Linked DNA regions of Homo sapiens: all the other regions are linked to region 6. Evidence: chromatin contacts called from ENCODE Hi-C or POLR2A ChIA-PET data. All regions are on one chromosome and are shown on one strand. The core of a region is the stretch at or near the end of the contact, and the rest is flanking DNA. Distances in the headings are between cores, read along the strand shown.

What was found. Hi-C counts contacts between places; a loop is a spot of excess contacts on that map. ChIA-PET counts read pairs that join two places held with the same protein, here RNA polymerase II (POLR2A). Pooled maps may share reads with other maps.
Region 1: a map of naive thymus-derived CD4-positive, alpha-beta T cell shows a loop between it and region 6 (27-fold over the local background). The contact joins the promoter of NF2 here to the promoter of TUG1 in region 6. A Hi-C loop is called at or near these places in 1 of 168 maps with a recorded cell type or tissue (naive thymus-derived CD4-positive, alpha-beta T cell) and 8 of 50 pooled maps. POLR2A ChIA-PET finds 5 or more read pairs at or near these places in 1 of 52 experiments (A549).
Region 2: a map of CD14-positive monocyte shows a loop between it and region 6 (7-fold over the local background). The contact joins the promoter of FBXO7 here to the promoter of TUG1 in region 6. A Hi-C loop is called at or near these places in 2 of 168 maps with a recorded cell type or tissue (CD14-positive monocyte and CD4-positive, alpha-beta T cell), 6 of 37 single-sample maps with no recorded cell type and 9 of 50 pooled maps. POLR2A ChIA-PET finds 5 or more read pairs at or near these places in 1 of 52 experiments (CD4-positive, alpha-beta memory T cell).
Region 3: a map of CD8-positive, alpha-beta T cell shows a loop between it and region 6 (7-fold over the local background). The contact joins the promoter of UQCR10 here to the promoter of TUG1 in region 6. A Hi-C loop is called at or near these places in 1 of 168 maps with a recorded cell type or tissue (CD8-positive, alpha-beta T cell), 2 of 37 single-sample maps with no recorded cell type and 9 of 50 pooled maps. POLR2A ChIA-PET finds 5 or more read pairs at or near these places in 1 of 52 experiments (activated CD4-positive, alpha-beta memory T cell).
Region 4: a loop to region 6 is called in a map of B cell, with 15 times the contacts of the local background. The contact joins the promoter of ASCC2 here to the promoter of TUG1 in region 6. A Hi-C loop is called at or near these places in 1 of 168 maps with a recorded cell type or tissue (B cell) and 8 of 50 pooled maps. POLR2A ChIA-PET finds 5 or more read pairs at or near these places in 1 of 52 experiments (activated CD8-positive, alpha-beta T cell).
Region 5: a loop to region 6 is called in a map of B cell, with 8 times the contacts of the local background. The contact joins the promoter of RTCB here to the promoter of TUG1 in region 6. A Hi-C loop is called at or near these places in 2 of 168 maps with a recorded cell type or tissue (B cell and CD8-positive, alpha-beta T cell) and 5 of 50 pooled maps.
Region 7: a pooled map shows a loop between it and region 6 (25-fold over the local background). The contact joins the promoter of EWSR1 here to the promoter of TUG1 in region 6. A Hi-C loop is called at or near these places in 1 of 37 single-sample maps with no recorded cell type and 9 of 50 pooled maps. POLR2A ChIA-PET finds 5 or more read pairs at or near these places in 1 of 52 experiments (K562).

What each region holds. Positions count from the first base shown.
Region 1 is chr22:29,602,332-29,605,540 of GRCh38, forward strand. NF2 (NF2, moesin-ezrin-radixin like (MERLIN) tumor suppressor) reads left to right here and starts at 1,302. Exons shown (of 16, transcript NM_000268.4): 1 at 1,302-1,781. The coding sequence starts at 1,668. RefSeq lists an enhancer at 688-817 and a silencer at 1,068-1,647.
Region 2 is chr22:32,473,147-32,476,175 of GRCh38, forward strand. FBXO7 (F-box protein 7) reads left to right here and starts at 1,665. Exons shown (of 9, transcript NM_012179.4): 1 at 1,665-1,978. The coding sequence starts at 1,857. RefSeq lists enhancers at 640-699, 1,425-1,925, 1,588-1,757, 1,926-2,426, 2,012-2,181 and silencers at 1,746-1,935, 1,946-2,255.
Region 3 is chr22:29,765,903-29,769,072 of GRCh38, forward strand. It overlaps UQCR10 (ubiquinol-cytochrome c reductase, complex III subunit X), which reads left to right and starts at 1,467. Exons shown (of 2, transcript NM_013387.4): 1 at 1,467-1,646. The coding sequence starts at 1,497. It overlaps ZMAT5 (zinc finger matrin-type 5), which reads right to left and starts at 1,105. Exons shown (of 6, transcript NM_001003692.2): 1 at 970-1,105. RefSeq lists enhancers at 340-989, 959-1,188, 990-1,639, 1,549-1,598.
Region 4 is chr22:29,837,024-29,840,251 of GRCh38, forward strand. ASCC2 (activating signal cointegrator 1 complex subunit 2) reads right to left here and starts at 1,251. Exons shown (of 20, transcript NM_032204.5): 1 at 1,155-1,251. RefSeq lists an enhancer at 1,524-1,583.
Region 5 is chr22:32,410,754-32,414,054 of GRCh38, forward strand. RTCB (RNA 2',3'-cyclic phosphate and 5'-OH ligase) reads right to left here and starts at 1,494. Exons shown (of 12, transcript NM_014306.5): 1 at 1,311-1,494. The coding sequence starts at 1,403. BPIFC (BPI fold containing family C) reads right to left here. Exons shown (of 17, transcript NM_174932.3): 17 at 3,092-3,301. RefSeq lists an enhancer at 1,464-1,643.
Region 6 is chr22:30,967,980-30,970,951 of GRCh38, forward strand. TUG1 (taurine up-regulated 1) reads left to right here and starts at 1,286. Exons shown (of 3, transcript NM_001396518.1): 1 at 1,286-2,972. The coding sequence starts at 1,378. The coding sequence ends at 1,839. It overlaps MORC2 (MORC family CW-type zinc finger 2), which reads right to left and starts at 795. Exons shown (of 26, transcript NM_001303256.3): 1 at 1-795. RefSeq lists an enhancer at 1,197-1,526 and a silencer at 1,557-1,806.
Region 7 is chr22:29,266,970-29,270,163 of GRCh38, forward strand. EWSR1 (EWS RNA binding protein 1) reads left to right here and starts at 1,299. Exons shown (of 17, transcript NM_005243.4): 1 at 1,299-1,380. The coding sequence starts at 1,368. It overlaps RHBDD3 (rhomboid domain containing 3), which reads right to left and starts at 1,012. Exons shown (of 7, transcript NM_012265.3): 1 at 779-1,012; 2 at 457-608. RefSeq lists enhancers at 891-1,762, 1,155-1,214, 1,325-1,384, 2,847-2,896 and a silencer at 1,555-1,644.

The sequences.
Region 1 (3,209 bases), core at 52-2,551, 1.4 Mb before region 6:
AAGAGCGAAACTCTGTCTCAAAACAAAAAACAAACGAAAAAACACAGTAAATTGTCCCTATTTGACTACTAAGAGCTATTTTAAAATAGAATTTATTATCTAAGTACAGAAAGGTGTAATTATCCCCCCTACACCCGTTAGAACCCTTGATGACACTAAATAAATAATACATGAATACGGTTCAAAAATGGGCATCATAGAGTATAAAATAAAGAATGCTTTCATTTTCAACCCAAATTCAGCAATTTCATAGGATGCCAGGCTCAGCTCTAAAGCCTTATATGTATTCAGTGCGCTGAAATTCAACAACCTCACGAGGTAGGTATAACCAATAATAATTCTAGGCGGGGCGTGGTGGCTCACGCCTGTAATCCTAGCACTTCGGGAGGCCGAGGCGGGCGGATCACCTGAGGTTCGAGACCAGCCTGACGAACATGGAGAAACCCCGTCTCTAATAAAAATACAAAATTAGCCGGGCGTGGTGACGCATACCTGTAATCCCAGCTACTCGGGAGGCTGACGCCGGAAAATCGCTTGAACCCGGGAGGCGGAGGTTGCAGTGAGCCGAGATCGCGCCACTGCACTCCAGCCTGGGCAACAAGAGCGAAACTCCGTCCCAATAATAATAATAATTAATAATAATAATAATAACAATAATAATAATAATTCTAAAGGGAAGCAGAGGGATCTGGCGGGAAAGTGCCAGCAAACCTAACAGGCCTCCACAAGTGTCTTTAAAGTTTCATAGGGGTCGGTATATGTGATTAACTGCCAAAGAAGAATATTCGCCGTGTGTCCGAAACGCAGTCCCCTGGGGCGCCACACTCGGAGCCTACTTGAACCGAAGAGTCCCTCCCTGGGCCAACGAAGGACCCAATTCCCCTCGCCCCGGATCCAGCCTCTAAGTGGTTTCCCGGGTAAGGTCAGCAGAGGTCCGCCGCCTCAACCAGTCTTGTTAGAGTAGGCACAAAAGCATTCAGAGTGACTGCCACTGTAGCCACTCAACGCCGAGCCTAGGCCTGCTTTTTTTGCAGTTAGAGTGAAACTTTCCATTGGTGGAGTCACCCCAAAGGAGGCGGGACGGAGCGGGAAAGTCCTGCCTACCTTGGCCTTCCCAGCCAATCGCAGCATCTATGCGTCAGCCTCCGGTTCGGTTGCGCTGCGCGTAGTGGTCTGGGCGACCTGAGGGCGGGGCCGGGAGCAGGCCCCGGGCTGTGGGGAGGGTGCGCTTCCCGCGGGCGCGCGGAGTGAGGACGGTGACAGCCACGCGCGCGCGTACGCGCCCGATGCAGCGCGGCCCCGTGACCCTAGTCGGCCGCTGAGAGGCGCGCGGAGTCTGGGCCGCTGCCGTCTAGGGGTCCCGTCCCGAGGCGTCCCCGGCATCTCCGGCCCGAATCCCGGAGTGCCGGGTCGCGCCTGCACCGAAGGTCCCGGCTCCTGTGCCCTCCCTGCAGCCGTCAGGGCCCGTCCCCCAACTCCCCTTTCCGCTCAGGCAGGGTCCTCGCGGCCCATGCTGGCCGCTGGGGACCCGCGCAGCCCAGACCGTTCCCGGGCCGGGCAGCCGGCCACCATGGTGGCCCTGAGGCCTGTGCAGCAACTCCAGGGGGGCTAAAGGGCTCAGAGTGCAGGCCGTGGGGCGCGAGGGTCCCGGGCCTGAGCCCCGCGCCATGGCCGGGGCCATCGCTTCCCGCATGAGCTTCAGCTCTCTCAAGAGGAAGCAACCCAAGACGTTCACCGTGAGGATCGTCACCATGGACGCCGAGATGGAGTTCAATTGCGAGGTAACCGGCCGGCAGCCCCGACTGCTGCGGTGACAGTCGAGGTGGAAGCTCGAGAGGTTCTCTTTATATCATCTTATGGGTGTAGCTAGAGACGGGCAGAACCGGAAGGGCCAACTAGGCCCAAAACCTCATGTTAAAGATGATTGCTGCTTTTTTTCATAGGACTTTTGGGTTTTGGCATTTCCTGAAGGTTATTTTCATTCATTGTTATTGGAAGAAGCTGGATGCTCCTGTGATAGAAAATTCAGGATTTCAGTGTCAGGCTTAAGTTAGGCTTACGCTTAAAAGCTTGAAAGTTTATTCTTTCATTAGGTAATATTGTTATGTACCCAGGTATTAGAAGTTGCGTCTTGTTTATTGGAAAGCCAATACTTGTTTCCCTTTTCTAAAGCTTGCATATTCTGGGAAAAAAAACCCTTTGAAGAACGATATAACATCTCATACTTACTTTCCACATAGTTTCCAACATGATGATAACAGCTATCAATTGTTCAGTATTTTCAAAGTGCTAGACATTTGCACATTTAATCCTCAGAACAAACCCATTTATCTAGTAAATGGCAAGGTGGGGTTTTGAACCAAGCTCACAGCCCGTACAGTACTGCTTCTCAAGTAATTTAAGTTCTTGCTGCTAAAAGTGTGGTTTGTGGACCAGCAGCATTGGCAGCAGTAAGCAAGGGTTGGCATGCTTTTTCTGTACAGGACCACATAGTAAATATTTTCAACTTTGTAGACTAGAGAATCTCTGTTGGAGTTATTCAACTCTTCAACTCTACCATTGTAACACAAAAGCAGCCTTAGATAAGATCAGCTTCCAGCATGACAGCTTAAGGAACCCATTCCTCTGTAAAACTGGTGAAAATTCTTTTTTGTTTTGTTTCGTTTTGAGACAGAATCTCACTCTGTCACCGAGGCTGGCATGCAGTAGTGTGATCATGGCTTACTGCAACCCTGACCAACCTCCCTGGCTCAATCAGTCCTCCTGCCTCAGCCTCTCGAGTAGCTGGGACCACAGGCGTGTGCCACCACACCTGGCTAATTTTTTTTTTTTTTTTTTTTTTGAGACGGAGTCTCGCTCTGTCACCCAGAGTGCACCGGGCTAGAGTGCAATGGCGCGATCTTGTCTCACTGCCACCTCCACTTCCAGGTTCAAGTGATTCTCCTGCTTCAGCCTTCCAGGTAGCTGGGATTACAGGCGTGCGCCACCTCGTCTGGCTAATTTTTCTATTTTTAGTAGAGACAGGGTTTCACCATATTGGGCAGGCTGATCTCGAACTCCTGACCTCGTGACCAGCCGACCTGGGCCTCCCAAAGTGGTGGGAAAGTGGTGCGATTACAGATGTGAGCCACCCCGCCCAGCCTCACCTAGCTAATTTTTGTAAAGACAGGGTTTTGCCATGTTGCCCAGGCTGATCTTGAACTCCTGAG
Region 2 (3,029 bases), core at 415-2,914, 1.5 Mb after region 6:
ATGACCCTGTCTCCTTTGTTCGGTGTACTCTCGTGACAAAACTGCTGGCGAGTATACCCTTTCTACAAAAAATAAAAATGGCCTTGCTAAAAAAATTAAATTTATATTCAAGTGCTATTTCTTTACAACATCAAAAAACAAACATTTCTAACAATCCCATTCCTCAGGTCTGTATTTATGTCTATCATAAAGCAGAGACTTTTTACACTCTACTGAAAGAGCTGATTCACTCAACTGTAAACTTTGCATGGGCAGAAACATGTCTTTTTGGTCTCTTGAGTCTCCAGCATGTGGGGTATCTGTCACAAAGTAGGCAATCAATACATATTTATTTGCAGAATCAAGGGCAGGATGTGGACAAGTGCTGCCACCTATTGGGAGAAACTTTATTTGACTCTAAGGATTTGGACTATGGTTATCACACAAGGACGAAACTTGATACTCTCTCTCATCTAAGTTATCATTAGTTAGACCCTCTATGGTAGCCAGCCTCCAGGATGGCCCGCAGCGATCCCTGTCTGTTGGCATTCATACCTTTGGCTGGATCCTCTCACACATAGGGTTGGTTTGTAAATATGACAAAAGCCGTATGTGACCTCTGGAGCTAGGTCATAAAAGACATTGTGGCTTATACCTTGGTCTCTCTGGGATCACCTGCTCTGAAGGAAGCCAGCTGCCATGTCATGGGGACACTCAAACAGCCCTATGGGGAGGTTCACGTGGTGAAAACAGGTCTCTGGCCAACAGTCATGACTGTGCCATCCTGGAGGCCGATCCTCCAGCCCTAGTCAATAACTGCTGCCCTGGCCTACAGTTTGTAATCTCATGGGAGACCTGGAGACAGAACCACCCAGCCACGCATCCCCAAATCCCTTTACCTCTAAAACCTGTGGGACAACAAATGTTTATTGCGTTAAACTTTGGGGTGATTGTTATGCAGCCACAGAGTTCTAATAAACTGTCGGACATAGATTACTGGCTACAAATAGTTCTACTTTTTTTTTGAGACAGGGTCTCGTTCTGTGGAACCAGGCTGAGGTGCAGTGGTGCGATCACAGCTCATTGAGGCCTCGACCTCCGGGCTCAATCGACCCTCCCGCCTCAGCCACCCAACTAGCTGGGACTACAGGCAGGCGCCACCACACCTAATTTTTTGTATTTTTTGTAGAGATGGGGGGGGGGGTTTCACCATGTTGCCCAGGCTGGTCTCGAACTCCTGGGCTCAAACGATCCACCCGCCTCGGCCTCCCAAAGTGCTGGGATTACAGGCGTGAGCCACCGCGCCCGGCCAACCTAAGGATTAACCTAAGGCTTCTCAGAGCAGATGCCGCTGGAACTGAGGGCCACGGAAGAAAGGGGGTGACACTTGGTCCTGGGGAGTGGCGACTGTATTGTCTGTCTGCAGCATCCCTATCAGCGCTACCGTTGTTCCACGCACACAGGGAGTAAGTACTGGGAGTCCCAGCCACCGCCGCGGAAAATCTGGGATGCCAGCGAGCGGCCGCATCTCGGCGCCTGCGCACTGTGCCCGCGCTCTCAGGCAGCGCCGTTGCGCGCGGAGTCATCGATCGGCCGACCCCGAGAGGCCCGGTTCCTTTAGGCCGCCTGCCCGCCTCCAGCTCTCGGGGTCGGCTCCAGGAGGCGCCCTCAGGAGAGGGGCGGGCGCTCTATTCCAGAGACCGAGTGGCAGGGCGGCCACTGTGGCGGGGCTCTTTCCCCGTTTCGCCTCAGCTACCCCTCAGCTCCGGTAGTCGCCAGTCCGGGGTCGTCGCCGTTTGGGGCGGGAGCTGCTCGGCCCCGCCGCCGTCCCCGTCGCCGCTTCCGGGTCCAGGCCCCTCGGGCCGCCTGCCGCCGTCATGAGGCTGCGGGTGCGGCTTCTGAAGCGGACCTGGCCGCTGGAGGTGCCCGAGACGGAGCCGACGCTGGGGCATTTGCGCTCGCACCTGAGGCAGTCCCTGCTGTGCACCTGGGGGTACAGGTACGCTGGGGCCGGGGCTGGGCGGCCCGCGGGGAGTGGGGAGTGCTTGGGGTGGGTGCAGGGCGGGTTGGCGTCATCTGTGGGCTGCAGGCGCGGGCGTGGCCGGGCGATAGGCCAAGTGCGGGGACGCCGGGGGGGCCTTCACGGGAGGCCCGGGCTCTTCCGGGCGTCGCGGAGCCGGAGGGTGCAGGCGACGGGAAGCGCGGGTGGTCGGCTGGGGTCCGGCTCCTGGAGAACATGGCCCGGCCTCCCGGGGGCTCTGGTCCCCTCCTCGGTGAGTCATGGCTTCTGGTTTTGCAGTAAACGGAACCAGGGAGAGGAGGGAACGCACAATTTCCACAACTGGTTAGATTTCAAGTTGGAAATGATGAGCTTGGCTTGGGTTAAACCTTTCTGGACTGTGAGGGGTCCGAGTTAATTTCTTCAGCTGTTGGAGTATTTCAATGAAAAAGTTTGGAAATTGCTAGAAGTTAAAAATCTGCCCTCAATCCGAGGCCACCGGTAGCTTGTATCGCTGCTGTGAAGCGGCAACAATTTTAGATTCTGTTGTGTTCATGCGCCGAGCACCGCGGTGAGCGCTTGGACTTCGCCGCCGAAAAGTTTTAGAAAGGACAGCGTGTAGGCGTGTTTCAGACCATTTCATTTTCTTGGGTGAAATGTTGCTTTTTTGCTAAAACTGAGGCAAACGTTGATCTTGAGAGCTTGCAGTTTGGGGGCAGTAAAGTTGAGAAAGGATCATATTCTGTTATTGGTTTGTGGGACTGCAGGTGAAGCTGCTTTGTTTCCCTAAAAGATACTTTTTGGGGACAATAATTTGGGAGTAAAGCGGCAAGGTAAGAGTGGTCCTCTTCAAATACTGAGCTAGTGAATTTGAAACTTGAGTGTGCTAAGGAAAAATGAAAAAGATGTTCCCTGGGGATTTTTAGGTGAATTCTTCAAAACAAAAGCAAACCTTCCTACGTTTTCACCTTATTTTTAGGGAATTGGGTAAAATGAGGCCGTTATTCTGAACTTCTCGCCCTTTCATTTTCCTGGTTAAGACATTATTAGA
Region 3 (3,170 bases), core at 217-2,716, 1.2 Mb before region 6:
ACTACAATAACTTCCCCCTTGCGGTCCACTCTCCATAGACCAGCCAGGATGATGACATTAAAGTGCACATTAAATCTTGTCGCATTTCTCCTGAAAACCCTTCAATGGCCTCCTAGTGCAACTAGAAAAAGACAAGACTCCTTGGCCAGACGCGGTGGCTCACGCACCTTGGGGGGCGAGGCAGGAAGATTGCTTGAGCCCAGGAGTTGGAGACCAGCCTGGGCAACACAGTGAGACCCTGTCTCTAAAAACAAAAACCAAAGAAAACAAGACTCCGTAAGGTGGGTTCCAAGGCCAGACATGAGCTGACCGGAGTCAACCTCTTCACAGTCCACTCTACTTCTTTCCCTCAAACATCCCAGGACTGTAGCTGCCTCAAGGCCTTTGCACCAACGTTTTCCTGTTCAACTCTACTATTCATTCAGGTCTCTAGTCAAGTGTCACCCCCCAGAGCAGCTACCCAGGGTGCAATGTCACCACCACTGCCTCTCCAGTCAACCAAAGCACTATCTGTTTGCTGTACTGCATCTCCCCACCCGCCCACTCCGTAGATTGAGCGCTCTGTGAGAGCAAGGACTTTGTTCACTGCTGGGTCCCCAGAGCAGGGACCAGAACAGGCGCTGGGAAAACATCTGTTGAATGCCCCAGGTACTCCAAAGCCCTTGCTCTTTTCAATCCCAAGCAGGTTCCAAGTCTCCAGCCTTCCAAACCAGGGTTGCCCGGTGCGAAGCCCAGGGGTGAGAGGAACAGGAAGCAGGGCAGATCCGTCCCTGCCCTTAATCCAGGGTGAAGGGTTTAACCTCCAGGACAAGACTTTTGCCGCAGGCTCCAGCTCCTGGCCTAGACTTGGGGCTGGTGCAGGGGACAAGGCGAAGAGTTGAGCCAGGGTCTCGGGAACCCAGCTGCCCTCGCCCCTCTATCCACACCCTATCCCAAGAAATGGTGCGTCCCGCCGCAGGGCGTACGCACAGAGAAGGAAGTGTTCAAGTCTTCCAGTGCGGAGAAAAGAGACTAGGACTCGCCCCTCGACGTCTCGCGGAAGGTACCTGGCTCCCCGGTGGCTGCAGCTCCGGGCTCCTCCTCCTGCGTCCTCGCGTCGCGTACTGCTTGCTGGGATTCGTAGTCTCGCCTTGGCCATCAGTTCGCCCTTCCCAGAGAGCTTTGGGAATCTAAGCCGGGACTGGGCGGAGGGCGGGGAGAAGGTGATGGCGCGCGAGGGCTTCTGGGAGTTGTAGTTTGACATATTCTAACAGCCAGGAATTCTGGAGAAGAAAAATTGGGTAATAAATCTTATCAGATTATCTGGGCTGTCCTGATATGAACCTTTTGAGTTTTTTTCCTCATTCCCAGGATAGGAATACCTCTGTGGTTCAAAACACGAAGGCTGAGATTCAGAGGAACTACAAATCCCATAAAGTGTTGCACGTCTAGGGCCTTTGGGGAACGAGGTCGGCCCCAGCGCAGGCGCGGTGGCGCGAGTTGGACTGTGAAGAAACATGGCGGCCGCGACGTTGACTTCGAAATTGTACTCCCTGCTGTTCCGCAGGACCTCCACCTTCGCCCTCACCATCATCGTGGGCGTCATGTTCTTCGAGCGCGCCTTCGATCAAGGCGCGGACGCTATCTACGACCACATCAACGAGGGGGTGAGGGCCTGTGCCATCCCTGACCTTGGACCCGCCTGAGGGGTGACAGTGGAGTAGAGGTGGGATGGGACTCAGTATACTTTTACCAGGAAGGGGGTAAGGGGTAAACCGTCGGCGTCTTCTGTCTCGAGTCCGCCGTCTGTCCCCTTGGCTTGATGTGAATTCTAAAACGTTAAGCGAGGTTAATATATTTCATTTTGCAGGGGTTGTAAGTATTGCTGTGTGCCACCCTACATACCCACTTGCCCATTATCAGAAGCAAAAACTAAAGGCTAGTGAGAGCAAAGGACTTACTAGCTGCACAGGAAGCCAGGGGCAAGTCAGGGCCAGAAACGGGACCCCTGTCTCTCAGAGTTTCAAGGGCAGATTTGAGCAGGCGACGGTCGTGAAAAGGACGTTAGACACCTTAGACGCCGTGGCTGAAGTTTCAGACGGCGCTTCTGGTCCCCAAGGCTTCCCACGTAGACAGTTGGTATTAATGGTTGAGAGTGGGGGCTATGAAATCAGAAAGCCTTGGATAGGAACACTGGTCCTTGTCACTTAACTGTGGCATTAAGTTGAGCAAGTTTCTTCTCTGAACTCCGTTTTAACTGTGAGATGGAGATATTAATAGTAACCTGAGCACGATTGTGAGGATTACATGAGATGCAGGCAGGGTGCCACATGCCTGGTAGGTGGTACCACTGAAAAATAATCATTGCTTACATTCCTCAGGAGAAAGTGGAAGCATGAGGTAGGAATCGCAACACATTTTTGACTTTTATGTATCATGCACTGTGCTAGGTGCAGTGCATGCTTTATATCGCTAAATTATGACTGTGCTGGAGTAGGCCTTATACATATAGCCCTGTTCCACCACTCACTTGTGTTTTTAATTTGAGACTGTCTGACTCTGCAGCCCGGGAAGGCACTGTCCACTAGTGCTATGCTGCCTGTGACCAGTGCAACTTCCTGCCCCATATGAAAGCATTGCTACTGTCCCATCTCTTGCAAGTGGTTCTGTTAACCACTCCCATTGATCTGGAGAGACATCCAAGTATGTTGTTATAACTCACCCATTTTCCTTGTGCTTTTTTTTGTTTTGTTTTGTTTTTTTGAGACAGGATCTCACTCTGTCGCCCAGGTTGGAGTGCAGTGGCATGATCACAGCTCACTGCAGCCTTGACCTCCTGGGTTCAAGTGATCTTCCCACCTCAGCCTCCTGAGTAGCTGGGACCACAGGCATGCGCCACCACGCCCAGCTAATTTTTGTATTTTTTGTAGAGATGGGGTTTCACCATGTTGCCCAGGCTGGTCTTGAATTCCTGAGCTCAGGCAGTCCTCCTGCCTTAGCCTTCTAAAGTACTGGGATTACAGGCGTGAGCCACTGTGCTCAACCTCTTGTGCTTCTGGGAATGAGAATTTCAGCCAATTTAGGTCCCAGGAAATGTCTTAAATGGCTCATGGTGAAATATTTTGGGACTACGCACTTATAATCTCTTCAGTAATACCTGGGAGTTGAAGAACTGAGACATCTTCCAGGCT
Region 4 (3,228 bases), core at 1-2,500, 1.1 Mb before region 6:
AGCTATGTAGATAAGGCTCATGAAGCTGTGGCAGCATTTAAAAGAGAGACCTGGCTTGAGGAAGAAGTGATGTCAAGGAAGACCTGAGTTTTTGTCTAAAGCACGGGTACAAATTAAGTAGGCAGGGCTGGGCGCGATGGCTCACGCCTGTAATCCCAGCGCTTTGGGAGGCCAAGGCGGGCGGATCACGAGGCCAGGAGATCGAGACCATCCTGGCTAGCAAGGTGAAACCCCGTCTCTACCGAAAAAAAAAAAAAAAATTAGCAGGGCGTGGTGGTGCATGCCTGTAATCCTAGCTACTCAGGAGGCTGAGGCAGGAGAATCGCTTGAACCCGGGAGGCGGAGGTTGCAGTGGGACGAGATCACGCCACTGCACTCCAGCCTGGGCGACAGAGCAAGACCCCGTCTTGGGGGGAAAAAATAAATTAACTGGACAATCTGAACTTTGAGCTCCAAAAGGACAAACAATAATCATGACTATGTCTGTGCCCACCACTGTATTCCCCTGCCAGGCAGGACAGCAAAAGCCAAAAGCTAAGAAAGGGAGGGGGAGCTCCCTACAAGCACCCAATTGCAATATGGCCTGGGAGCATCCCCGGGGCTACTGCTCCCTCAGCCTCTTTGTCATCATTCCTCTAGTCTCTCAATTAAATACTACTCTCCTCAGAGACCTTCTGATGGCTCTGCCTATAGTATCCACTCTCCCAGTTACTGTCATAGCTTTAATGACCTTGTGCATTTGCTTGTCGTTGACCATCTCCTCCCACTAGACTGTAAGCTCCATGAGGGCAGAAGCCTTGTCTGTCTTGCTTTCTTTGTATCCCCAATGTCTAGATCTGTGTCTGGCACATAGGAAGCACTCCACAAATATTTGCTGAACGAATGAATGAACCCTGAGGAAACTGAAGCCCCGGGTGTGAGGACGTGGGGGGATCGTGGCTGGTCCAACGCCACTCTGGGGCCGAACTTCGAACCCGTGGCTCCTGACCCTGGCGGCCAAGTCTCGAGAGGCGGCTCACAACCCCTCAGGTAGCGTAAGCGTGGGCCCCGCAATGGAGGCCAGAGGATGGGAGAGCCAAGGCTGCCCAAGGCATAGCCGCGGCTCCTCCGGGGTCCCTTGCCCTGCATCTGGCAGGGACCAGCCACGCACTCACCTCGGCGGCTCCACCACCGGCTCTGTGCCGCCGCCGCCGCCGCCGCCGCCGACCACGGTGACAGCTCCCTGAGCGCCCGCACTTCCGGGGTCAAACTGCGATTCCGCAGGAGCAGACAGGAAGTCTCGGCCTGGCCCCGCCCCCAGAGCCGAGCAAACTACCGCCGGGAAGCCGGACCCGGGTTGCGCCTCTCTTCTTAAGACTCCGCCCCACACTCGGCGTCTGTAGCCACGCCCCCTTCCCCTCCTATCTCCCTTCCTGCTTAAGCAGAGAATAGGTCAGCTGAGGGCGGGCTGTGTGATTACACCTCTCGGGAAATCCAAGTATGGCACCTGAGAGGACGTCTCGGAATCCCAGGCTTCCACCTTCTGCCCGACCTCCTTAGTCACCGTTTTACATATTTAATCCAGAAGAGAAATTTTAACAAGTCAAAAGCACGAACATAATGTTAAGCAGATGTACAAGTACAGACTGCGATTTCATTTACGGGAAATTCTAGAACAGACAGAACTCATGAGTAGTGATGGTGTTAAAATTGGTGGTTTCCTCTGGGGCTGTGGGCTGGGAGGGGCCACAAGTGAGGCTGGGGTCACCCCCTGTCTTCATCTCGGTGGTAGCCATGTAGATGTGTTCACTTTGGAAAATTCATCAAATTGTACGCTTAAGATTTGTGCATTTTTCTGTATGTATGCAATACAGTTTTGTTCTGTTTTGTTTAAGGAAGTTACAAGTATAGCTATCCTAAGAGAAGGATGCAATTTTTTCTACAGAATGTCTCAGGTAATGTAGGTTTAGTGGTTCCTAAGCCTGACTATGGATCAGAATCATCACAGAAAACTTGTTAAGAACACACATTCCTGGCTTCATCTCAGTGCCTGGTACACAGTAAGAATTCAAAACCAACCACCATCATTATTGGGGTGTTATAGAAGCCCCCGAATGGAGAACACAACCCCACCCTGGGATTGTGAAATATTTCCCAGGACACTCCTGCCAACCCCTGCTATCTGCACTAGGGCTACAAGGAATGCTTAGTTCAGTGCCTGTCTTCAAGGGGCTTACAGGATAGGAAGTGCAAGAAAACCAATAGCAATGAGTCAGTGTGATGAATGCAGGGTGCTAAGGAAATAGGAGAGATGGGCTGTAAACCAGAAATGAGATGAGAGGGGCTGGATATTATATTAGTTTTGTATTGCTGCATAACATATTACCACAAACTTATAACAACACACTGCTTGCCACTTATAACAAACACATTTATTTATTTATTTATTTTGAGACAGAGTCTCACTCTGTCACCAGGCTGGAGTGCAGTGGTGTGATCTTGGCTCACTGTAACCTCTGCCTCCCGGAGGTTACAGTGGGTTCAAGCGATTCTCCTGCCTCAGCCTCCCAAGTAGGCAGGACTACAGGCATGAGCCACCAGGCCCAGCTAATTTTTGTATTTTTAGTAGAGACGGAGTTTCACCATGTTGGCCAGGATGGTCTCGATCTCTTGACGTCGTGATCCGCCTGCCTCAGCCTTCCAAAGTGCTGGGGTTACAGGCGTGAGCCACCACACCTGGCCAACAAACATATTTATTATCTCACATTTTCTGTGGGCCAGGAATCTGAGGATGGCATAGCTGGCTCCTCTGCATCAGGGTCACCCACAAGACTGCAATCAAGATATCGGCCAGGGCTGGAGTCTCATTTAAAGGCTCAACTCAAAAAGGATCTGCTTCCCATGTCTAGTGGCTAAATTCAGTTCCTTAATGGTTGTTGGACTAAGGGTCTCAGTTCCTAGCTGGATTTTGGCTAAAGGCTTGTCACGTAGGCTTCTCCAGTGTAGCAGCCTGCTTCATCAAAGCATGCAAGCCTAAAAGTTAATAGGGAAGCCAAGAGTGGTGGCACATGCTTATGGTTCCAGCAGGTTGGGAGGCTGAAGCAGGAGGATTGTTTGCGCCTAGGAGTTCAAATTGAGCCTGAGCAACATAGCAAGACCCAGTCTCTAAAAATTAAAAATAAATAAATAAATAAAAGAAGGCAATAGGGGCCGGGCACCGTGGCTCATGCCTATAATCCCAACACTTCG
Region 5 (3,301 bases), core at 244-2,743, 1.4 Mb after region 6:
CCTAGGCTGGAGTGCAGTTTAGAATGATCACGGGTCACTGCAGCCAAGATCTCCCAGGCTCAAGCGATCCCCCTGCCTCAGCCTCCTGAGTAGCTGTGGTGCACACCACCCCGCCTGGCTAATTAAATTTTTTTTGTAGAGACAGGGTCCCACTATATTGCCCAGGCAGGTCTCCAAAGTCCTAGGCACAAAGGATCTTCCCGCCTTGGCCTCCCAAAGCGTTGGGATTACAGGCCATGAACCACTGCGCTCTCCCTATGTTAGATTTTCTATTCCTTCCTTCAGGGTAACGGTTTCCACACAAAGAAAGTGGCCAAACAGCAAACAGAACACAGATTTATCCCCGTGCGCTTTTTCTTCCCTCAGTGTAAGTGACTTGCCAACAAGGGAAACTCAGTAAGCTTTGATTCTGAATAAAAGAATGGAGTGACTATTGGGAGCTGTTTACCAAGACGTGAGACGAGACGGTAAACCTTTGAAGCATTTACTTGGCACCTTCAGGGATTTCAAAAACTATTTAAAAATACGTTGCAAAACTTCATAAACGTTTTCTTTTTTCACATTAATAAAAATATGAGCACAGATGGTGATGAAGGCCGAGAGATACAGAGCCCAGGCTTTCAAACTATCTGATGATCCTGAGCCCTCAAGTCTCCATCTGGGACGTCAAAGAAGTAAACCGGACATCAAGTCCTGGCTGAGCTTCTTCCTAGGTGGGTAGAGGAAGCTATGTCACCGACAGATCCTCGAGGTCCTTCTGTGAAGTGAATATTAAAATCAAACAGGCCCTGCCCTGCGCTACTGCAAGAAATGACATCGCTTTATTAAAAACCAACATGCGATACTGAATGCTGAAAACCTGGTTTAGTGAACAAAGGTTTGTAAACGTTATTTAAATAACCAGCATGACTCAGAGGAGGTGAATTCCAGTCCCAGCAAATGAACCTGGGGCTGGCTGTTCCACCCTGGAAAAGATCACTGAAGTTTCTGTGAACGTAAAACAGCTCACGATACGTTTATGAGACTGATCTGTGAAAACGCTTTGGAAACCCCAATTTCGTATTTATTTAGATTCCCATATCCACCGCACTTAGCTTGTCCTCGTGGTTCGGGGACCTCTCCTGGCGGGAGGTGGTGCCGGAACAGGTTGGGCGGCCCCAGAACCGTGAGGGGAGAAGGACGGGATGAGGGAAACTCTGCAAGGGGCCGGGGCGGACCCAGTGGTCAGGGGAGGTCCAGAGGGCGCAGTGGACGCCGGCCGGGCCGGGGACGGAGCACGGAAGGCCCCGCCATTTGCTCTCCTGCCTTACCTGCATGTTGGGCACGAAGCCCTTCTTGATCCTCCAGCAGTTTTTATTGATCTTCTCCAAGAACTGCAGCTCATCATTATAGCTGCGACTCATGGTGGCGAAAACTGTAGCAAAAACTCCCGGCTCCGCTTTGAAGAGCCGCTGCCGCGTAGTCCGGCTTCTCAGAGCACCGCCTTCCAAGAACCAAAGCGCAGGCGCGACCAGCGCCGCAGCAGATGAGCAACGGCAAGCGCCGAGGCTCAAAATTCTTCAGGCCAATGTCTTTCCTCTGGTTAAGTTGTACTGTCCTGTAGTGTATAACTTTAGGATCTTTATTAGTCGATTTCCTCTAAACTACAGCTAAGCGAAATCCAGAAGTTTAAAGTATAATCTAGTTATCTTTTGTTTTGGAAATGCTTTTCAGCAGCTTATGAAAACACCTTGAGTCTGGGTCAGGTTCGGTGCATTGGCTTGGAGTTTACACCCTCAGCTGGGAGGGGAAAAAGATAACGCCAGCAGCTGAGAAAGAAAAACCTGTTTGAGTAAATACCATAGCTGAACATTTATGTTTCAGAATGAATCTGGATATACACCAAATAACTTTTTTGGTCAGAAAGGAGCATCCCAAAGAATGAAGCATGGCAGCTTATCATTTATTCTGACAAACACTTGTGGGTGCATCTATTGTGGCCAGACATATACTACAAAATGATCAAATCACAGCCCTTATGGATCGCCAAAACTCCCCAGTCTAGCCGCATTTGATGATCAAGACCTCTTTAATCATGCTTTTATACGCCGTGTCTCTTGTTCATAGTGGTAAGTGAGCTTTAAGTGATTTCAGTTTCCAGTTCGGCCTCATGTCAACAACTGCAACTTTGGGATTAGAAAGACGCAAGATTCAATTTCTATCTGTGCCATTTACTGACTTGGTGTGATTAACCCCTCTTATCTCTGTTTCGTCATCTCTAAAATGGGATCATAATTCTTTCTTGAGTAGAAGGCTAAATGAAGTGACACTGGAGGGGTAATCAGCACGGGGCTTGGCACACGGCAAGCACTCTATAAACAGCTCTCCTCTTTCCATTCCCCCACTAGACTGTAAGTGCTGCAAAAAACAGTATGTAGTTTCCATTCATTTGTTGCATTATCTACACTGGTTCCGCTTTTCTTCTCTTCTGCCCCAATTTCTCCCCATTGATTAGGTGCTCTGACACATTAATATCATTCTCAGTTATGAATTGTCTGAGTTTAGTACTCTGCACTGCCATTTCATTGAATCTGTGGTGGGTGAAAAATCCCAAAGCTTGAAGTGATACAACTTTTAGAGTTTCCTGTGGTTACCCTGTTCCTTCTTGGAAAGATTTCAGAGGTAAAGAATTCTCTTTTAAAATCAAGCCTTGATGTCTGTGCAACCTTAGGTCTCTTCCCTTTTCTATGTCTTATTTTATTTTATTATTTTTTTGAGTTGGAGTCTTGCTCTGTCGCCAGGCTGGAGTGCAGTGGTGCCATCTCGGCTCACTGCAACCTCCGCCTCCCAGGTTCAAGCGATTCTCCTGCCTCAGCCTCCCAAGCAGCTGGGACTACAGGTGCGTGCCACCACTCCCAGTTAATTTTTGTATTTTTAGTAGAGACTGGGTTTCACCATGTTGGCCAGGATAGTCTCGACCTCTTGACCTCATGATCCGCCCACCTTGGCCTCCTAAAGTGCTGGGATTACAGGCATGGCCTACTGTGGCTGGCCTCTTATTTTATTTTTTAAAAATTCAGGGCAGGCCATTTCTCAAATAAAAAAACCAAGATTGAAGTTGATAGAAAACAATTTTAATTAAACACAGAAGATAGTAACAGTGAATATAAAACATGAAAACCAATATGCAGGTAGGGGAAAACCACTAGAGGGCCTAAGGGATTTCCACTGAGAATGACCAATACAAATACAGACTTAGAGTTGCTTACCCACCTGGTCAGAAGTACATGCCTAGCTCTTGTCCTAGAATCTTTCTTGCCCC
Region 6 (2,972 bases), core at 36-2,535:
CTTCAGTAAGTCTGTGCTCCTTAATGACAGTTAAAGTAACCTAGTAGCTATCCAAAATATATGCAGAGATGTTTAAAACTACAATTTCTTCAAGTGTTTTTTTTTAATCTTCTCAATGATTTATGATGTAATATTTTGGAAGGAACTATGTCATAAATCTGTAGCTTTAAGGAGCTTTTAGCATTAAGTTGCGATAGCTCAATTCAGACAATCTGAGTCTCGTGTGGATGGTCCTGAAGGAGATGGTCCTTGAGTGGGTGGTTTATGACTGCTCCATCTTCATGTTCTTCCAGCCTTTTTTGGTTCCCCGAAATTTCCTGTCAGGAAATTTACCAACGCGGAAATTTACCCACTTCTGTCAGAAAACTGATCAGCCATGTCTTCGCCACACGTGATGCCAGGATTCTTAAACAGGCCCAAGACCGGAGACCAAGATGTCGACGGAGTGTTATATGGCGCAAGTTGCAGCTTCACCACCTCCCAAGTGAAAAAGCTCCTAGGCACTCACGATTTCTTTTTTCAAAGCCGGACCAAACCCAGTTCAGGGTGGTGGTCAGATTACCTCACACTTGGCCCACATAAACACCTCACAAATGACCCGCCCACAGCACCTCGGGCAGGCCGCGCCCCGCCCCCACGTCCCTCAGACAACAGCCTCAGCCTCCCAGGCCCTTCCCGGGCCTCGGTCCCGTGGCCGCCTCCCCACGAAGAGGAGCTACTCCCGGCTTCCAAGGACCGGATCGAGGGCAGTGGCGAGCGCACCACCTGACCGGGCACTACCCGGATCTCACAACTGCCTTTGTCCCTCCCCGCGGAATTGGAACCCAACAGCCGCAGAGCGCTCTTGGAACCATGTGCTGCTGCCGCCTCCGCCGCCGCCGCCGCTGCCTCCGCCGCCGCCCGCGCGCCGCCCGCGCGCCGCGCTAGTTGAGATGGTGACAGGATTCAGCAACACGAAATTCGGCGTTTAGAGCTGCTCTGCCGCCGCCGTCACAGACACCACAGCCACCGCTTTGTCTCCGATAGTGCACACAGCCCCGGCCACCTCGCACACTCCCCGACGCCCCAAGCCCCCGAGGCCTCCGCGGAGCATTCAGCCAATCACAAAGCTGCAGCTCCTCCCGCCCCCGCCCTGATGTACAGCCTCCTGATTGGCGGGCTGCGTGTCCCCATGTGACCGGATCTTGGTTGGCCGGTCCCGCCCCTGTCACGTGACAGCGTGCGCCTCTCTTCCTGCTTTCCTGACCCTCTCCGCCATTTAAAGAAACAGTACCGGGGGCGGGCCGAGCGACGCAGCCGGGACGGTAGCTGCGGTGCGGACCGGAGGAGCCATCTTGTCTCGTCGCCGGGGAGTCAGGCCCCTAAATCGAAGAAGCCCTGGCGCGCCCTCCCCCCCTCCCGGGTCTGGTAGGGCGAAGGAACGGGCGTGCGGTCGATCGAGCGATCGGTTGGCGGCTCTTTCTCCTGCTCTGGCATCCAGCTCTTGGGGCGCAGGCCCGGCCGCCGCGGCGCGCGCCCGGTGGCCGTTGGCGCTCGCGCCGCGTCTTTCTTCTCGTACGCAGAACTCGGGCGGCGGCCTATGCGTTTGCGATTCGACGAGGAGTCGTCCGGGTGGTCGGCGGCGGCGGGCAGCTGCTCCGCCCCGCTCCGGGGGAGGCGGCGGCGGCAGCGGCCGCGGGATTTGGAGCGGCCGGGGAGGCGGGGGTGGCCGGGGCCGGCTTGGAGGCCTGGCGCCACCCTTCGGGGCCTGCAAGGACCCAGTTGGGGGGGCAGGAGGGGGCCGGAGGATGGTTGGTTGTGGGATTTCTACTTTGCCTTTTCCTCCTTATGCCGCCTTAGTGAGGGGCGGGAGCTCTGGCGGCAGCCCCGGGGTGGGGAGACGAGCTCCGGAGTCGGAAGAGCTGGGTTTTCTTCCGGGCCTAGCCACCAGTTGGCGGAGTGACCTTAGGCGAGTCACTCTGTAATTTGTCTGCGCCTCAGTTTCCTCCTCTGCCTATCAATGTGTGTGGGGTTGAAATCGCTTTGTAAACTATAAAGCGTGGGTGTACGTAAAGGATGGTTATTGTTTATAATTTTTTTTGAGTTGTAAGAAAACTTAGCAGTTCCCCAATCCTTGGGTTTTGAACCTGGGAACCTTGGATTGGAGTTGGGGATCCCCAAACTTCCTGAAATTGTGGGAATGTGCGGTTTGGGGGAATGATGGGAATTTGTGGGAATGTGCGTTTTAGGGGAATGATGATCCATCGCTAGCAAGTTTTCCAAGGGGGCTGTGACCCAGAAGAGTTAAGAATCACAATTTCTTCATGCTACAGAGAGGAAACTGAGGCCTAGATGTCATTTGGGACCCTTCACAACCATTTTGAAGCCCTGTTTGAGTCCCTGGGATATGTGAGCTGTTTCTATGCATAATGGATATTCGGGGTTAACAACAGTCCCCTGCTTGGCTTCTATTCTGAATCCTTTTCTTTCACCATGGGGTGCCTGAAGGGTGGCTGATGCATATGGTACAATGGCACCCAGTGTAAAGCAGCTACAATTAGGAGTGGATGTGTTCTGTAGCATCCTATTTAAATAAGCCTATTTTATCCTTTGGCCCGTCAACTCTGTTATCTGCTGCTTGTACTGGTGCCTGTACTTTTCTGACTCTCATTGACCATATTCCACGACCATGGTTGTCATCCATTACTTGATCCTACTTTACATGTCTAGGCTGTGTGGTTGGTGGTGAATAGGCTTCTTTTTACATGGTGCTGCCAGCCCAGCTAATTAATGGTGCACGTGGACTTTTAGCAAGCGGGCTCACTGGAAGAGACTGAACCTGGCATGGAATTCCTGAAGATGTTTGGGGTTTTTTTCTTTCTTAATCGAAAGTTAACATTGTCTGAAAAGTTTTGTTAGAACTACTGCGGAACCTCAAAATCAGTAGATTTGGAAGTGATTCAAAGCTAAACTTTTTCCTTGGCCCTCCTTGT
Region 7 (3,194 bases), core at 49-2,548, 1.7 Mb before region 6:
TTAGGAGCACAGCTTGGCCAGTCTGTCTCCCTAGGCAGGTGGTCTGAGCTCATGGCTCCTCTGATCCAACCCCACATTCCCCAGGGTATTCACAGCACACAGCCAGTGCTTTATATATGTTCACTGAAAAAAGGACACTAGCTTGGCTCCTGGTCCTGCCGAGGGATTTGAAGGTGAACCCTGCCCTTCGCGGACCCGGGCATCCACCTAGGGGGCTGGGGCTAGAGGTCCAGGAAGGTGGGCAGGGTCAGCCTTGCCTGGAGGCAGGGTTTGGGGCCAAGGCACCCACCGTAAACCTCCTCCTGCATCGACACCTCACAACCATTCCCCAGCTCTGGGCACCTTAGCAAGGGTGAAGGGCTTACCCGTGGACACTCGGAACTGGGACTTGAGCCCCCTGGACCTCACTTTCTTCAATCTATGAAACGGGGCAGTGCACCACCAGGCCCTGCCTACCTTACTGGGAAGCCGGGAGGGCAGAATGGAAAGACAAGGACGGAGATTCTTCCGGTGGCGGATAGAGTAGGGGGTCCCAGGATCTGTCTGGTTCGAACTCAGCTGGTGACTTTGCAGAGATACTCAATTTCCTTGGGCCTCAGTTTCCCCTTCTGTAGAAACAAGGATATCGGATGAGGGATGATTAAAGGGCCTGCTCCACCTCGACCGTTACCGGGGATAGGGTCTCGGGGCCAGGCACGGCGTTCGAGGCCTCCCACCCAGCCGACCGGCCTTGGGGACCCTTCCCCGCTGGCCCGGGCCACGCGTCCCGGGTACTCACTGCAGAGCGCGCCCGGCAACCCCGAAAGGCCGGTCGGGGACCCCGGCTGGGAGTCAGGACTCTAGCTCCCGGGCGCGACCCGAGAACCCTGAATCCATTCCGCGCACACCCGGCCGCGTGACCCCTGCCGACCGGCTGGCGCGCCACCCATTCCCCGCGGCCCGCGGATTAGTCAGCAGTTGTTCTAGTCCGGGTCCCTTCCCCCAGCCCTCCCGCCGATCTCCGTCTCCCTGCAGGGCCGACTCTTCAGCGACCGTCCCTAGAGCCAGCGGACGGAACCATTCCAAACAGCCTAGTCTCGTGCTGAGAGCCTCTCCGGTTTCACGCTGAGACCCGCTCACCCCCGCTCTGGCCCCTTAGATGCTATTTTGGCCCGAGTGTCACGTCGGGCGCTCTTTAGAGAGGACTGGGACAAGAGTTGCGGACGCGAAGAACGAGTAAGCGGTGGTTCATCCCTCCTGACCCCACCCCCGTGGCCTGGCCCGATGGTCGCGCCCGGGGTTGCGAGATTTGCGCCTGCGCAGTGCGGCGCCTAGAGGGAAAGCGAGAGGGAGACGGACGTTGAGAGAACGAGGAGGAAGGAGAGAAAATGGCGTCCACGGGTGAGTATGGTGGAACTGCGGTCGCGCCGGCGGTAGCCGGAACGCCCAAACTGGGGGTCGTTCGTCTCTGGGCTTGGCTGGGAAGACTGAGTGGAGTTGCCGAGAGGGGGTTGAGGCACCCGCCGCGGCCCGACGAGCTCGGGGATCCGCATTCCTCTCCCCTCCCCCAACCGGGCGGGCCGGTTCTGGAATCTTCCGGCGCCCGTGGCGCGCGGGGGGCTTGCTGCGGCGGGGGCGCGCGGGGCCCGCCTTGGCCTCCATTGTGTGGCGGTCCTCGCGCCCTGAGCTCCGGGCCTCCCGCCACGTGGGCGGGGCCTGCGGCCTTCGAGGCCCTGCGTGAAGGGGAGGATTTGGCCAGGCCTCAAGCCGGTCACTATGAAACCGCCGGGGGGCCCGCAGGCTGCTGTCCCTGTGAGGCCTCCCTCCCCGTTTTCAGGGTTTCCTGAGAAACCAGGGGAAAAAGCAAATAAAGATACCGTGGATTTGTGGGCCGAGGGGTGCCGGCCTATGAGCGGGAGCCCCGTCATCCTTAAGACCCAGTCGGCTGGGGCGTCTGGCGCTGCCGAGCTGCCCCCTCTGTGGCTTCCAGCCCCAAGCCGAACTTCTGCTCGCCTGGGCTTTAGACAGAATGTGCTTCCCTCCTCCAGGGCCCCCAGTTTGCCGCTTTCTTGGGCTTCTCCATTTTTATCGTTATTAATCCACGTCCTCCCCTCCCCCAAAACCAATTAAGTGGCTTCCCAGGGCCCTTTTTCTGCAAACGCCGAGGGACATCCGTTGTATAATAAGGCCAGCCTGGGTCGAGAGACGAGAAACGCTACCAGAAAGATATTTCTGGTCTCTCTGACCTAGGAGGAACAAAAGGCCGAGCCTTCATTTGAATTATGTTTCAGCAGTGGCCTCGCACGTTTATTCGCCTGCGTTAGGCCGGCAGGCCTGTTGATTTCGTAGGTCGACAGAGGAGAGGGGAAAAAAGGCCAGTAGAAGCAATCTTAAAGGCACTTGCAAGCAAGCCCCGGTTGGGAACTCCAAAATGGGAGTAGAGTGGTCCTTGATGGAAGGAGCGTTTAAGAGTGTCGCCTAGCCATCACCTGCAGTTCGCAATCTGTGGGTACACTAACCCGCGAAAATTGGCAGGGTGGAGCATTTTTGCCCCGGGGGTATTCTCAGGCCACCTGGTTCCAGGCCTTAGAGACAGTGGGAGAAGATGAGAAGGAAGACAGGAAAAGTTCTGGGCACTCCAGAGTTTTTGGAGTCCAGAATCCAGCAACTTAAGGACAGTTTAAGAATTCTCCCCATCTGTGGTCAATAAACAGGTAAGTGTTGGCTGTTCGTGCCGGGATACCAAAGAGTGGATACCAAAGAGTGCCGGTAGAAGAGAGGACTGAAATACCACAGCTAACCTCCCGGTGGGAAGTGGTTTCCTAGGTGCCCTATCCACCCTCTTCTGCTCTGCAAAAGCCTGAAAAGGCAAAACGTGTGCGTTGACATTTTTGCGTGGCTGGACGTGCCTTTTTTCAGTCAACTTTGTTCAAACCTTGTTCACCAGTAACTACCATGTGCTGTACTGTATTAGAATTACAGTTGTGGTTTCTGTTGACACAAAGTAAACACATTAGGCCTGGCTGGGGGGGCCTTCAGAGAGTCACATAAGTAATCTGGTCCTTAGTTTCCTTTCCTGTAAAATACAGAAGTTAGGCTAGACCTCTTAAGCTTTTGAGCCCTTCTGACCTTCCAGCATAAGCATTCCACAAATTTGTCCTATGCTGACTTCAGCTCAGGTACTGTGAAGCTCAACTCAGGTAGTGTGAAGCAGC